Linked DNA regions of Homo sapiens: region 1 is linked to region 2. The links are chromatin loops, found by intact Hi-C in ENCODE. Cell type or tissue: dorsolateral prefrontal cortex. All regions are shown on one strand. Links, peaks and the distances in the headings refer to the core of each region. The heading gives the core; the rest is flanking DNA.

Region 1 (8,149 bases), core at 2,161-6,160, 160 kb after region 2:
AGAGTGGGCATGGGAGGAAGGCCCAGGAGGTTGTGCTGCTGATGCTGTTTGTCCTACTTCCTGCCCCCCTGGGCCCCAGCTTCCTCCTCTGCAATGGTGGGGTGGCGATGGTGGTAATAACATAGATCTCCGACATCAGTGCTACTCAAAGCCAGGTTTGTGGGCTGGCAGCATCAGCATCACCTAAGAGCTTGCTAGAAATGCCAATTCCCTGGCTCTGCCCAGACTTGCTAAATCAGAATCTGGAGGTAGGGCCCAGCAATCTGTACGAGAAGGTTGTCCGGGTAATTCTAATACATGCTAATGTTTGGGAAGCTCTGACTATTTGGAAGCAGAACTAGAAGCCTGTCAGGGGTCACAGTGAACTGCTGAAAGTGTTTATGAGCTCCCATAATCCAGTGGCATCCTGGTCCTGGGAGCGGTGAACCCACTGGGTGCTTAGGATCCAAGCTGGTGAGTGACAAAAGTAATGGATCCAGTCTTGGACACCATAGACTAGACTTGAAAGTTGACAGACTCAGGTGTGTGTCCTGAGATGGGAAAGAGGACGGTGACAAGTCTGAAAGATAGAATCTGTCCTGTTTATTCAGAGTTGATGTCTACATGGTTTCAGGGTTCAGAGCTGGGTAGAACCCCAGGGGAGAGGAGGCATCCTGGCCAATGGAAGTGTGCAGGCAGGAGCTTCAGATTGTGATCCCCTTTGCCATTGAAGGGTTTCCTACATTAGGGAGGGTCCCCATTGGCCTCAACATTCCAGGACCTGTTTCCTTTTAGCCTATACCTCACCTTCTTGTGGCCTCCCTTCCCCAGAGTGGAAGGGTTGTAACCCTGTAAATGAGGAAAGTCCTTCTGCATGGACATACTGCTTCCTGCTGAGAAATACCTCCATTCAGGGGAAAAATGGGATTAATTTTTAGCGGAAGCAGCAGTGGCTGAACATGCAGTTTTCAAATTGTTGACTATGATATTAAGTAACAAGCAGACTCCTGTCCAAAGGATGTTATTAAAATTAACTGTTTTAGCACTACAGTTAGAATCAAAAACCAATCTGTCACTCCTAAATTGGTTTCTTTCAACTGCTATTTGCGGGTAAAATGAACAGTTTTAACAATTACATCTCCAGTGCAAATCATAAACTTGATTTACAGGAAAACACTTAATTTACTGCATTTGACTGTGCACCAGAGCTGCCAATTATCTGACTGTAAATTTCCCCACTTGGTTATTTGTTTCCTAAACAGCAGCCTTGGCCCCATTGCCTCCCTCACCTCTGGGCCCAAGGCCCCACCTGGGGTTGCAGAACCTGATTGGGGTTTTGTTTGTGAAGCGCTGGTGCTCGAAAGCAGACAGGGTCCACATGGACCCTCTGTCTGTGTTATTTCAAGTTGTAAAATATTGAGTAGAATATCACTGCTCTTTAACCTAGTCTGAGCTAGCCATGAAGGAGGAAGAATCACAGAATCTGTGAGCATAAAGACCATGGAGAGAATCATTCATTCATCCATTCATCAAACAATGATTACGCAGTCATTTTCCCAGAGCTGGGAGCTATAGGCTATGCAGTGATGGCTGCGTCTCCCATGGTTCCTGCCCTCAACAAATTCACAGTCTAAGAGGAAATACATGTGCTGTATTATTCAATATCATTTTGTGGTATAATAAATTTTCCCTTTAGTTGTTGGCTGTTAATGAGCCAAAGTGCTGGGGCCCACTGAGAAGTGATTGTTCTGCTTGGAGGTGCTGGAGAAAATAGAGAAACTCACATGCCGTAGTTTTGCAGAAGTTCCATTTGAACTGAGTCTTGATGTCTGAATACGAGCTTTTCAGGTAGAGAAGGAGAGGAAAGGGTCTTTCAGGCAGGGGGAACAGCATCAGCCAATTCTTTTTGGCACAGAAGAACAGGGTATGTTTAGTGAGGGGGTGAATGGTCTGGCCTGGGAGGAGGGAAGGGGGCAGGTTGGCACCAGGATGCCGCTTTTAAGGAGTTTAGAGTCTGTTGGATTTATAATCCAAGTCCTTCTCTAGCTAAGCAAATGGAAGTCCACAGCATTGAGATACCCCGTGTAAGTCAGGAGAGACTGTAAATGCCAAGAAGCTATAGGATGGAGAATGGAGGATAGTTTCCTGGTATTTTGAGAAGTAAGAAAGCATATGCAAACATATGTAAATGAGATGCAAGCCGGCACCTGCTCTGCATTGTGTAGTCAGCCAGCTTTCTGCAGCCCTGTGTGTTTCTACAAAGGTGAGAGAGGTGCCTCCTTGTGACTCCAGCTGAGCTACGGGAGATATCAGGGGGTTTCATAAAAAAGAAAAATTACCCCAAGACTTTCCCTGCCAGGGTCCTTTCTGTTGGAGGAAGTGTCCCCTTGGGAGAGAGAAGAGGACCAGAATTTAGGCCTCAGAAGGGAAGGATGAAGCCCCCAAAGTTGCCACCTTCTAGGGAGCCCAGACCTCAGGATTTTGAGGAGTTGGCTCCATCAGTGTCAAGAGGTTTGTGTGGGCAGCTGGCTTGGGAGGGTGGGGGGTTCTCATGCCCTCTGCTCAGGCCCTCTGCTTCACCCCAGCATGCCCCACTCCCCTAGGCTCAGTGTCCCCACGGGAAGGGATCAGTGGGAGCTTTCAGCGCCAATGTCTCATGAGTTGAAGGTCAGTGGTTTTCTCTTGGACTGATGATTGTCCTGCTCTGATCCACCTGACTCCAGAGGGGTGGGTACTGACATGGTGACTCAAGAATGTGGCCTCGGTCTCCCCCTGGGGCCTTGTGGTTAATCCCCTACTCTCCTGTGGTCTGGAACCACTGAATGCAGATTCAAATCTCTCTTTCCTCCATGATTCTATCAAGAAAGAAGAGGGTTGTCATCTCAGTTGACACAGGGGTGGAGGCCCGTGCGTGGGCCCCTGAAGTTTCTAGGGCTGACTCTTCCTAATTTTCTGTGTGGCCTTGAACAAATCCTCTCTCTGGATGTCACTCGCACCTAAGAAGCCAGATACTTCAGGTAAGAGCCCTTTCCTGTTGACAGTTGCCTCATCCTGACCTGCTGGCAGGGTGTGTGGCGGGGAGCTGAGCCCCTTAGGGACAGGGGCTGCTTGACAAACATTTTGGAGGGCTGAGGGGGGCATTGGGGCATCCCCACCTCCAGGAAAACACTGCAGCCTCAGGCCCCTGCAGTAGAGGCACCCCTGGAGGGAGGGAGGGCCAGCTGCCAGGCTCGTGCCCCTTGTGGGTCCAGGGGGCCGACGTTGGGGAGGGCTCTCCGCCATTTCTGGCTGCCCCTCTAGTCCTTCCTCGGGTCTCTTTCATCCTCCCTCCCCTCTCTCCCATCTGCATGCCAGACTTTCCCTCCCAGTCTTTTCTATCTGTGCTCTCTCTCTTATTCTCTGAGTCCCATGGTTTTCTCTCAGCTCCCTGCCTGGCCTCTCTGTCTCCCTGCAGGCCTCTCTCTTTCATCTTCCTCTCCTTGCCTGCTCTGGAAGTCCTTCTCCATGTGTTCCCCTGCCTCGGTATAACCTCTCCTCTGTCCACCTGCACCCACTTTCTCCCCCAGCTTCCCCCACCCAGCTCCCAAGTCCTGAGCGCTTTGGGGGAAACTGAGGACAGGTTTCACCCTACTAAGGATGGAACAGGCAGGACGGGAGAGAATAGCCAGCCTTCAGCAGGTGGCACTGTTGGGTGACTTTTGCTTGTAAAACCTTTTAGCACTGAAAAAACATGCTGGAATCTATTGGCATTTGAGAGGCTCTTTTTTTTAAAAAAATAAAAATAATGACTCTCATTTCCTGGGCATCATTAAACAAGGTGCAGTGTTTGTGTGTGTACGTGTGTGATGAGGATGTATGCACACAGATGTCTGCACCTGAGCCTGTGGGGCTGGAGTGTAGGGGTGTATGTGTGAGCAAATGTCAGGGCCCTGGGTGCCTGGGTCTACATGTGTAGGGATGGGAGTGTCTGTGTGCGACACACACAACCTGTGTGAATGTGGGTTTCCGTATGAACTGGTGTGTACCAGCATGGGATGTGTCTACACGTATGCACCATCACACATGAAAGTATGTGTGTGAGCGAGCAGGGCAGGTCGGGCTGTGTGGGGAGCAGGGTGGTGTGTTTGTGTCTGCGGATGTACCCACCAGCGGAAGCACAGTGGAGGGGAGGGAGAGTCATGGAATTAGGCCTCCAGGTTTCAATTCTGGCTTCACACTGCAGTGGTGTGATTTTGCTGAAGTCTCTGAGCCTCAGACTCTTCATCTGAGAAATGAGATAATAGCATTATCTGGCACTCCGGATGACTGTGAGGATTAAATAGGCTCTTCTGTGTAAAGGGCCTGTCCTGGCATGGGCCCAGTAGGCTCAGGGCCACAGTGTGTCTGGGTGAGAGTCAGCAGGTGTGGCCTTCTGCTCTCCAGCTCCACTGTCTGGCTGGGCTGGACTTGCTGGCCCTCAGGCCTGTGGTGTTGGCCTCTCTAGGGGTATGAAGACCCAGGGGTGGGGATGTCCTGAGGGCTCTGGGGTCTGACCAGCCCTAGTGTTTCCTGGCTCTGCTGGATAGAACCACAGCCAGAATGACCGCCCCCCTGCCCCGCCCCCCAGCAGTGGAGATCCAGCATGCAAGAGCTGCAGTGGCCCTCAGGGGTCGTCGACTCCATCCAGCTCCCAACATAACAGGAGAGGGGAGGGCAGGCCACAGCTCCCCACATAACAGGAGAGGGGAGGGCAGCCCACAGCTCCCCACATAACAGGAGAGGGGAGGGCAGCCCACAGCTCCCCACGTAACTGGAGAGGAGATGGCAGCCCAGAGGGGCCGGTAGCCTGACCTGCGCCCCATCGTAAGTCATGGGCTGGCCACTGTCTGAGGGCTGTAAGCTGGGCTGATTCCGAGGCTGGGGCCCAGAGGCAGAGGCAGAGGCAGAGGGCAGCTCCCTGCCTCAGCTCCTTGCAGTCCTGACTCCACCCCTCCACCCCTCTTCTTTCCTCTTCCTCATCTCTTTGTGGCGACCTTCTGCCTTAGAGCTGAAAGTGGAAAGAGGGCCGCATCTGACTGGTTCTCTACTGCTGTGTAACAACCATACCAGAAGAGAGGGGCTTCGAGCAATGTCTTCTTCTTTTGCTCTGCTCTCTGGGTTGTCTGGGACTCACCTGGGTCTCTCATGTGGTGGCTAAGGCTGGCTTCTTGGGGTCTTTGCCTCTCTTCTTGCAGCATCTCATCCTCCAGGGCCTCTCCACGTGGCTTGGGCCTCTCCCAGCAGTGTGGGCTCAGGGTAGTGATTCTTTTTATGTAGCAGCTAGCTCCCAGGACACTGCCAGTGGAGGCTGTCAGGCTAGTTAAGGGCTAAGGCTTGGACTGGCACAAGGTCTCTTCCTCCTATTCTTTTGGAAAAAATCATCATGACCCACCCAAATTCAAGAGGGCAGAGAAATAGAACCCACTTCTTTATAGAGGAGGGGAAGGTCATATTGCCAAAAAGCCTGTGGGATGGGTGATGGTGTGGTGGGCATCTTTGGAAAGTGCAATCTGCTACACCATCTTAATGGCATTATAAGATGACAAGCAAATGCCAGTCTTAAGAATGTTTCTTCTCCACCATTTCATCCAGCCCTCCCAACAGCCATCTGCAGTGGGCCTGTCCTGGCTTCATCACCCCCTGTGTCACCCTGGGCAACTCCCTTCACTTCTCAGCACCTCAGTTTCCACGTGTTGAACAGGAGTGGTAATAGTTCCTGTTTCATTGAGTTGTCATAAAGCAAGAACTCAGCCCAGCACCTGGAGAGACCTCAAATGCGTTGTTACTATCATCGCCCTTCTCTTCCTTTCACAGATGAGGAAACTGAGTCTCAGAGAAGTCGAGGGACTGGCTCAGAGATGTACAGCATGGCATTGCTGGAGCCGGCCTGGAAGACAAGCAGTCTCCCTCCAATTGCACACTGTTTTCTCTGAGGCTCTGCATTGTTGGAGGAAGGGTCAGAGGGGCTGGAGAGGAAGAAACAATGCAAATATGAGGCAGCAGAAGGGAAATAGAGGTACTGGGGGCTTCCAGCCTCATGCTGCTTGCTCTCTCCTGAATCCATCGTTGGTCTTTCTGTCCTAATCCGACCACTCCATCGCCAGCCTCCATTCCTCTGAATGTTGATAGAAGAGCTCCGGACTCTTTCCAGCTTTCCAGACTTTTCCACTCACACAGACTCAAGGGTCCTCCCAACTGTCTTGTGAAAAGAGGCCATCCCATTCCACAGGAGGGGAAACTGAGGCTTGGAAAAGGCACATGGTCCCATGTAGCGTCACTGTGGCTCTTCGGACTCTTCCAGGTCCCTCTGCCTGTCCTGGGCCTGCCATTGTTCCACCTCCAGGTCTGCCCACTGCCTGCACCTCTCCTCCCCGTCTCACCTTGCCCTGCACTGCAGCTGCCACGACCTCCAGCAGCCCTTTAGACCAACGTCCTAAAGCGATAATGCCATGATGTTCCTGGCTTTTTCAAAACCCTTTTCCTAGAGTGTGTTAACCAGAATGGCAGTCCCACGAGGATCTCTGTGATGAAAGGGCTTCATGGTCAAATAGTTTGGGAAACGTGGCTTCCTTTGTCCCTTCCTTCTCAGTTTGCCAAATTTAATTATGCCACACCCCCATGCACCTTCTTTTGTTTCATGATATCATTATTTAATACCCCATTTTGGAATATTATCTAAGAAATGTGGCCTGAGGAATGAAGTTCAAATCTCTCCTCTTGGCGTCCAAAGGGCTTCACCATCAGATCTCAACCTTGTTTTCCACCGTGCCTCTCTTGGACATCCAGAGCCCTTGCCCTCCCCTCAGTAGTCCCTGGTGTCCACAAAATCCATGGTCTCACCCTCCCTGTTTTTGCTCAGACCTCTCAACTCCCGTCATGTATCTCAGAGCTCTGTTTCTCCAGGGACACCCCCAACCTCTCACCCCTTGGCGGTGCACTGACTGCTGCATCTCACTCAGCCATTGGTTGGGTGCAAAGTAAATTTTCTTTCCAGGCATGAACCTGAGTCCCAAACTCAACCCTAAGCTCTTTAAGGGTGCAAGTGTCATCTTGGGTTTCTGCGTCTCCTGACTTCCTCCCCAGGCCTGGTGCAGAAGCACTGGCAATGCGTCTTATGCTGGGCAGACGGTGCCCAGCAAAGTTGAATAGATATGTGGCAACAGGCTGGCTCAGCTGGAGTTTCACCCTCAGTAGGGAGGAACACATAACTCCTTCTTGCTGTGGTATGGGAGTCCCAGGGTCTCAGGACAGTAGAGGCCACTGGTCCACACATGTCTTCTATGTTCAGTTTGATCTGAATTTGAGATTAGCGATTCTCTTTCTCCTCTCCCTAGTGGGAGAACAACAGGAGCTGGGCTTTGGCTGTAGCAGCAGAGGTCCCAGTTAGACTCAAGGAATAACTTTCCAAGTAGCAGAGACTGTGGACCATTTGCCAGATTGGATTTCAGTGATTGGTTTTAGACTAAGAGGACTTTCTCTGTTGTCCTTAAGGATTTAGGGGTGACTGTGTTCTCCCAAGAGGTGGATAAGATGACCTCTTTTGGGCTTTTCTATCCCTGTAATTTCCAGAGCTGCCAGCTCTCTGGGTCCCTGGGGTCACAAAGGGAGGAAGAATTTCGACACAGGGAAGGAGGTGGGAGGAAAGGGGAGAGGGGTTTGTGTTGGGGGAACAGACCCCAACCTCTGCAGCTGGGGCATGTACTGCCCAGAGGAAGGAGGTTGGCGTGCCAAACCGCCCCAGTGGCTCTTGGAGCCTCTCTGGGGCTGCTCCCCCACTCACGCGCCACAGTTATTTTTAGCACTGGGATGTGCAGAACATGCTACAGAGAAACAGAGTGGAAAATCTGACACTCAGAGCCCCGCTTGGAGGGAGACACAGTTCTTCCAGCCGGGCGCCACTCACGTGTCTGATTTGCATCTTGCACGTTTCTCCAAGCAGCCCGACTACTTTGAATTCCAGCTGGCTCCCGGAGCTGACCCACAGCCTCCTGGACAGGGCCTGGGGTCCTTGCACTTGGCAGGTGGCGATGGCTCTGGTCAGGCTCCCCTTGCTTCTGCTGGCCATCAGAATTGTGACCTGCATACAAGCATGGGGCGCTACATAAAAAGCCCAGTGGTCGTCTCCTGGGTGTCCCAGACATCATGTGGAGAA
Region 2 (8,149 bases), core at 2,034-6,033:
CACCTATCTAGTTTCAGTTGCTGTCGGTCAACTGCAGTCTGGAAAATTATCATGGCTAAATGGTCTGGGATCACCCAAAAGTGATGATCCTCTTGAAGTGTCATCAGAAGGTCAATAGTAGCCTAACACGTCACCATGCCTACGTCATTTACCTCCCTCTCCCTTCCACATAGGCATTTTATCTCCCATCAAGAATGTGAATACATGTACGTATTCAGAGGAAAAGAGTTCATGCAGCCTACTACAGTATAATTATTAATATCTTACTCCCTAAATTATGAACTTTAATTATGTATATATAGCAACAAACTTGGTGTAGATAGGGTTTGCGGTTTCAGGCATCCACTGGGGGTCTAAGAACGTTTGCCCCATGGATAAGGGAGGATTACTGTAACACCAGCAGTGGCAAGAGACATGATCTGATTTGGATGCACAGGAGAAAGTTCTCATTTGAGGCCATGAAAAATAGGAAAGAAAGCAGGGAGATGGGAGCAGGCAGTGTGGGACAAGGTGAGACCAGTCATTCTGCAAGGGGAAGAGAGGATGACACTGGGGAGGTGGGAGCAGAGTGGGTAGGTAGGCATTCTCTTGAATCAACAAGATGGAAGGCCCTACATGACTGATGCCTTTGAGCAGAGTTTTGCACAATGCATTTCTGGTGGGAGATACTCCATTTCAAAAATAGTCTTCAGGTTGGCTGCTAGAGCACAGAAGTATGACACCTGACTCATTTGTGCTGGCAGAGAGGCTCTCCTGGGTTTTAGAGCTTTGTGAACACACCTCCATACATTAATCCAACTGTCCTTCCCCATCCACTCACCCTTGAACTTCCCGCATGCCAGATGTTGAGGGGAGGCAGAAATGAGACCTGCCTCCCAGTGCCCACAGTCTGGATGAGAGGGTACAGGTGAGGTCCTGGTAAGAAACGAAGCTGGAGAGGTCAGCGGAGAATAAATCAGGGAGGATCTTGTATGCCAAGCTAAGGATTTCACTTGTTCAGTGTTTTGGTTAAAGAAAATAAAACGTTGGAGAATTAGATGTTCTGCAGTGGATTGTGTGTTCTTTTCACATGCCGAGTTCCTCCACACAGGAAATACTTTGGCAACGCTCTGGCTGCTCATCATGCATATTGGAGAGGGAATTTATGTAGAAGGTTATGGGTCGATGAGATGGCATCCAAGTATTTATCGTATTTTTTTGAGATGGAGTTTCACTCTTGTTGCCCCGGCTGGAGTGCAATGGCACGACCTCAGCTCACTGCAACCTCCGCCTCCTGGGTTCAAGCAATTCTCTGCCTCAGCTTCCCGAGTAGCTGGGATTACAGGCATGTGCCACCATACCTGGCTAATTTTGTATTTTGTAGTAGAGACGGAGTTTTTCCATGTTGGTCAGGCTGGTCTTGAACTCCTGACCTCAGGTGATCTGCCCACCCCGCCTCCCAAAGTGCTGGGATTACCGTCGTGAGGCACCGCGCCTGGCCCCAAGTATTAATAACTCGGAAAAAGGGACCAGATCAGGAATCAGGAGTCACAGTTCCTGATCTCCACTCAGCTTACAATCAGCTGGGGCCATGGATGGGCAAAAGACTTCCCTTTTCTGGGCTTCTATTTCCCTCCCTGTGTCTGTCTGCTATCCGGGCTAGATGAGTAATTCCGAAACCTGGCAGGTGGGGGCTTTCTTTTTTTCTTTTTGTGAGATGGAGTGTTGCTTTGTCACCCAGGCTGGGGTGCAGTGGCACTGTTTTGGCTCACTGCAACCTCTGCCTCCTGAGTTCAAGCGATTCTCCTGCCTCAGTCTTCTGAGTAGCTGGAACTACAGGCGCCTGCCACCATGCTTGGGTAATTTTTTGTATTTTTAGTAGAGATGGGGTTTCACCATGTTGGCCAGGCTGGGGGCTTGTTAAAAATACAAATGCTGGCTGGGTGTGGTGGCTTATACCTGTAATCCCGGCACTTTGGGAGGCTGAGGCGGGTGGATCACTTGACGTCAGGAGTTCGAGACCAGCCTGGCCAACATGGTGAAACATCTCTACTAAAAATACAAAAATTAGCTGGGCGTGGTGGTGCGTGCCTGTAATCTCAATTACTCAGGAGGTGGAGGCACGAGAATTGCTTGAACCCAGGAGGCGGAGGTTGCAGTGAGCCGAGACCATGCCACTGCACTCCAGCCTGGGTGACAGAGCGAGGCTCTGTCTCAAAAACAACAAATGCCCAGCCTCTTGCCCCAGTTTTCAGAGTTAGTAGATCTGGGTAGCGCCCAAGCACCTGATGTTTTAATAGCTTCCCAGGTGAGGCTGCTTCAGGAAACTGGACTGAAGCTTCCCAGGTGAGCTCAGGCTTGGGAAGCTGGACTGAAGTTTCTCTAAGATCCGTTCTGCCTCTGAGAATTCTGTCTCTAATGGGAATACTGTCTCTGCCCTCAAGAAGCTGGCAGATGAACAGTAATACTATTGCTAATTAATGACCACAGAATAGCTAACATTTATTGTTTACCATGTGCCAGGTACTGAGCTAAGTCTTGCACAAATTATCTCATTTACCTTTTTTTTTTTTTTTTTTTGAGAATGAGTCTCGCTCTGTCACCCAGGCTGGAGCTCTGGATTGCACCAGTGGCGCAATCTCAGCTCACTGCAACCTCCACCTTCTGGGTTCAAGTGATTCTCCTGCCTCAGCCTCCATAGTAGCTGGGATTACAGGTGTGTACCACCACACCTGGCTAATTTTTGTATAGTAGAGACAGGGTTTCTCCATGTTGGCCAGGCTGGTCTTGAACTCCAGACCTCAGGTGACCCACCTGCCTCAGCCTCCCAAAGTGCTGGGATTACAGGCATGATCCACTGCACCTGGCCTCATTTACCTGCACTCGGAGGGAAGTACTATTACCCCCATTTTATAGATGAGGAAATTGAGGCTCAAAGAGGTTAAGGAACTTGGTTAAAGTTACACAACTATGGCATCCTATGATAAGCCTGGGGGCATTTGTGGAACATCTTGCCAAGGAGCTAGAAATGGTCCTGAGCCTTAAATGGGTGGAGGTGATTAGCTGAGGCAGCGATTCTCCAGGTGTGGTCCTGGACAGCAGCAGCAGTGTCACCAGGGAACTTGCTAGAAATTCAATTTCTTGGGCTCCACCCTAGAATTACTGAATCAGAAGCTGTGGGTGGGGCCAGGTAACCTGTTTTTTTTTTTGAGTTGCCCAGGCTGGAGTGCAGTGGCGTGATCTTGCTTCACTGCAACCTCCGCCTCCTGGGTGCGATTCTCCACCTCAGCTTCCTGAGTAGCTGGGACTACTGGTGCCTGCCACCACGCCTGGCTAATTTTTTTTTTTTTTGTACTTTTTAGTAGAGATGGGATTTCACCATGTTGGTCTGGCTGGTCTTGAACTCCTGACGTCAGGTGATCCGCTGGCCTCGGCCTCCAAAAGTGCTGGGATTATAGGTGTGAGCCACCGCGTCCAGCCAGAACCTGTGTTTTGATAAGCTCTCCAGGTGATTCAGATGCATGCTAAAGTTTGAGAACCACTGAGCTTAGGGAAGGGGAGGATATTCCAGAGGGGGACAGCTGTGGAGACCCGGTAGGACAGTGCTGTAGACTGCCCCATCCCTGCCTTTTCACTTGGTGAAATAAAGACGTGTGATGCACTATGCAGACTCCCACAAGGGGGCACTGTGGGCACAGACGTGGAAGCGGTCTGCTTTGTTGTCAAGACCGCTACCCTTGTGGAAGCATGAAAAAAGCTTGATGCCAGATCAACTGGAGAGGTCACTCTTTCTTCTCAGAGAAGGTCTAATGGGGGTGGTAATCTTGTTTATAGGATTCGGCCCTCGTAGGGAAGCTGAACCTGGAGGGCTTTCTGCTGTTCATATGTGCATGGTGATGTCTACCCATCCGTGCTGCGAGGTCTCTGCAGATCCTGTGCAAACAGCATTCCCCCTTTTGTAGCTGCCCAGCCAGGCAGCTTGCGGTTTCTATTGGGGGAGGTGGGGGCCGAAGGCTGGGAACCCCAGCAGCCCGATTCTGCTTCAGCCTTCTGCCTACAGTGCTATGCCTCTGTCCTATTCTTTGACAAGCATGGGTCCGGGGCCACAGTGCTGGGTCCAAGACCTGTTTTCAAGCCTTAGCTCTGCCCCACCACACTTTAAGATCTCTGGCAAGACCCCTTTCTCCTCTGGGTCTCAGTTTCCTACACTGTAGGATGAGAGAGTGGTGCTGAGAAAGTGGCTGTCAACATCTCTTTCCACTATAAAATTCTGCCCTGGGAGTTGAGGAAGAGACTGCCTTGTGCTTTTCAAGGACCTCGGATTGCAGGGGATCTGTAAACCCTGCTACATGACATCCATCTCCAGTAGCCACTTAAGGAAGCATTTCCAGGGATATGGTGCAAGTCAGTAAGGTGGAATCTCTCAAACAAGATTTTTTAAAAAGTCCATATCTTCAGACATCCAGAATTTGCTTTTATAGGTTTCTATTCTGCACTGTTTGGAAGAAGGAAAATTTATACCATGTTCTCTTTTCTGCTGCAGTGTGTATTTCTTCCAAAAATACATTGCCTCGGAGGGTCTTTGGCATTCACCTCGTTAATCCAGGGATTGGCATCCTATACTCTCGGTGACTGCTCACCCAGCTGAGCCACTGCTCTGCCTGGGCAGGAAATCTCCAGAACTGCCTTTTCAGAGCGCTATAGATGTGCTCATCCCTGGGTTATAAGGGGATTCAAAAGAGTGGTCCAGCCCTCTGCTGGCTCCCACCGTCGATGATGATATTCAGAGAGTCTGGTTAGAAATTGCCCAACCCAGCCGCGTGCGGTGGCTCACGCCTGTAATCACGTTGGGAGGCCAAGATGGGCAGATCACAAGGTCAGGAGTTCGAGACCAGCTTGGTCAATATGGTGAAACCCCGTCTCTACTAAAAACACAAAAATTAGCCGGGCATGGGGGCATGCACCTGTGGTCCCAGCTGCTCAGGAGGCTGAGGCAGAAGAATCGCTTGAACCTGGGAGAGGGAGGTTGCAGTGAGCCGCGATTGCACCACTGCACTCCAGCCTGGGCGACAGAGCGAGAGTCCATCTCAAAAAAAAAAAAAAAAAAAAAATTGCCCAACCCATAGGCAAACATTGTTAACTGCAGCTGTCCTTGGTGGAGGAAACAAGTTAAACATGATGTCTCTTTCCATCAGGCCTCCTTGGAGCGGGGAAGGAGAGCTCTTCAGTTCCTTTGGCACCTTCACGCAGCATGCAAGACGGGCTGCTTTTTCTTCTGTTTATGGATGAGGCACAGAGGGTAGATGACTTGCCCCAAGTCCTTCAGCTCATTCATGCTGGGGAAAGGAGTAAGCTTCAGGCGTCTTCCCCTGGAGTTCACGCCACCTCTGACAGCAAGTGAGCCGTTTGCTACTCAAGTGCTGTTTCTTGCTTTTTTAAGGTAACAAAACACTGCATGCTGTCTGGGGTACCTTTTCCCTGCTGTTCAGTTCATTGCCCTGTGTCGTCTCACAGAGCGTGTCACTGGTACAGAAATGTTCCCTGGGAAGCTAGAGTTGAAACATCGCCCACTGGTGCTCCTGAGCTGGCTTTGTCATGGGTTTAGAGGGTATGTTAGGGAGGAGGCCTTCTGCTGCAAGTCTCTGAGAAGTCAGCTTACACTGCCTTGAACAGTGAGGTTGCTTATTAGCTCCTGTAAGAACCCCCTGGATGCCCAGGAGCCTTCAGGGTTGGTGGACACTGCAGTTTAACAGCGTCTTCGAGGGCCTAGACGTTTTCTCTCTCCACTTTGCTGCCAATGCTGGTGCCATTCTGAGGGATAGTTGCCCATCACAGTGGGGCTGGGACTGGGTGAGGCAATGAAGCGCTTAGCATGTGAAATCCAAGGAGGTCTTCACCCACAGTGGTGCTAGTGCAAGGTCAGCATCTCCTTGACCCTAAGAGCACCTTGCCCTAGTACTGGGGCCTGTGGGAGGCCACCCACTCTCCACAAAGGCCAGACCAGAAGTCACCTGTGTTTTTTCTGCTCCTCTTCCATCGGCTGGGACTTAGTCTCCTGCAACACCTAATAACTGTGAGGTGGGCTGGGAAATATAGGCTTGTTCCAGCTCAGGCAGATGTGGGAGCACAGTTTTGGGGGACAATGACCAGTCTTTGCCACAGCAGGAAGAAAATGGTTGCTTCATAGGGATCCTTTCAGCAGAAACCTCCCAGCAAAAGGGGGAAGTTTACTGGGAAGCTGTGGGTGATCTAACAAAGCCAAAAGGTAGGCGGTGCTGGCAGCCTCCCTGGATTTGGGTCTGGAAAATCATTTCAGAACAAATCAGCTCTTCCTTCTCCCCTCCTTCCTCCTTCCCCCTCTTTGAGTCTATGCCTCTCTCTCTCTCTCTACAGGCTGGCTTTTCTTTGTTCCCCTTTCTGCCCCATGGCTGCCACAACCAGGATTTTATTGCTCCCCATTCCAAACTTCCGGCCAGATTAGTTAGACCTGCATCCTCCTTGCCACTTCCCAGGGACAAGATGCTGACTGGTCTGTCAGCTCATGGAGCCCACTCCCACTTACCTGGGGCTGAGGAGCACCTGCTGGGAAGGTTTGAGGGCAGGAGGGCTGCTGATGTATCCAATGCAGCCACCACTCCCACCGCTGAGACATCTGTCTTTCTTTCCTTCTTGTCACTCCCAGACCTCAGCAAGTGGCCGCTTTAAAAAGAGAATAAGAGCTTTATTGAGGTTTAATTCACAGACCATATATTCACCCTTGTAAAGTGTGCAATTCAATGGGTTTCAATGTATTTGCAGAGTGGTGCAACCACCACCACCACCTAATTTTTAAACATTTTGATTTTTATTTGGTCTCACTCTGTCACCCAGCCTGGAGTGCAGTGATGTGATCATAGCTCGTTGCATCCTCGAACTCCTAGGCTAAAGTAATTCTTCCACTTCAGCCTCCCACATAACTAGGACTACAGGTGCACAGCACCAGGCCCAGCTACTTTTTTTTTCTTTTTTTTTAGTTTTTGTAGAGACAGAGTCTCTACATTATGTTGCGCCTCCTGGCCTCAAGCTATCCTCCCACCACACCTATTCATTTTTGATCATTTTTATTATGCCAAAAAGAAACCCTTAGCCCGGCAGGTGTCTCATGCTTATAATCCCTGCACTTTGGGAGGCTGAGGCGAGCAGATCACCTGAGGTCAGGCGTTCGAGACCAGCATGGCCAACCTGGCAAAACCCTGTCTCTACTAAAAATAAAAAATTAGACGGGCATGGTGGTGAGCACCTGTAATCCCAGCTACTTGGGAGGCTAAGGCAGGAGAATCCCTTGAACCTGGAAGGCAGAGGTTGCAGCGAGCTGAGATTGCGCCACTGCACTCCAGCCTGGGCAACAGAGTGGGTGAGACTCTGTCTCAAACAACAACAAAAAGAAACCCTGTAGACATTAGCAGTCTCTCCCTATTTCCCTCAACCTCTGCCCCAGCCCCTGGCAACCACAAATCTGTTTTCTGTTTTTATAAATTTGTCTATTCTGGAAACTTCATATAAATGAAATCATATAGTGTATATAGGTTTTTATGACCGGATTCTTTCACTCAGCCTAATGTTTCCGTGCTATGTCCACACCGTAGCATGTATCAGTAATTTATTCCTTTTAATTACCAAGTAACATTCCCTTGTGTGGATTTACCACGTCAACATCAGTTGATGGATATTTGTGTTGTTTCTGCTTTTTGGCTATTCTGAATAATTTTGCAGCTATGAAAATTCATGTGCAAGTTTTTGTGTGGATGTTTTCACTTCTCTTGGGTATATACCTCGGGGTGGAATTGCTGGGCCTTATGGTGACTCTCTGGTTAACTGTTTTCCACAGAGGCAGCACCATTTTATGTTCCCACCAGCAATGTACGAAGGTTCTAATTTCTCCACATCCTTCCTGACACTTGTTATTATCTGTACTTGATTTTAGCCATGCAAGTAGGTATGAAGTGGTATCTCATTATGGTTTTGATTTGCATTTCATAATAACTAATGGTGTTGAGCATCATTTCATCTGCTTATTGGCTGTTTATATGTCTTCTTTAGAAAAATGCCTGTTTGAATCCTTTGCTTATTTTCAAATGGGGTGATTTGTCTTTTTATTGTGTTGTGTTAGTTTATATATCCTGGATGCAAA

The links. Hi-C counts contacts between places; a loop is a spot of excess contacts. Peaks named below come from ENCODE experiments on the same cell type or tissue, not always from the same donor. Only the 100,000 strongest peaks of a DNase experiment are listed, where the experiment ranks them.
Region 1: a loop joins it to region 2, with 6 times the contacts of the local background. A loop is called at or near these places in 8 of 110 quality-filtered maps.

The regions. Positions count from the first base shown.
Region 1 is chr10:78,208,003-78,216,151 of GRCh38, forward strand. No RefSeq gene overlaps it. Among named protein-coding and RNA genes, the nearest start is that of LINC00856, 37 kb to the right of the region's middle. RefSeq lists enhancers at 4,035-4,591, 4,631-8,149, 7,910-8,149. In dorsolateral prefrontal cortex, for the core only: a CTCF peak has its summit at 3,664 (motif pointing right); DNase peaks (open chromatin) are centred at 3,649 and 4,359; H3K27ac peaks cover 661 bases.
Region 2 is chr10:78,043,807-78,051,955 of GRCh38, forward strand. It overlaps a transcript of RPS24 not described here. Among named protein-coding and RNA genes, the nearest start is that of RPS24, 14 kb to the left of the region's middle. RefSeq lists an enhancer at 3,764-3,823. In dorsolateral prefrontal cortex, for the core only: CTCF peaks have their summits at 3,664 (motif pointing right) and 3,863; DNase peaks (open chromatin) are centred at 3,368 and 3,665; H3K4me3 peaks cover 460 bases.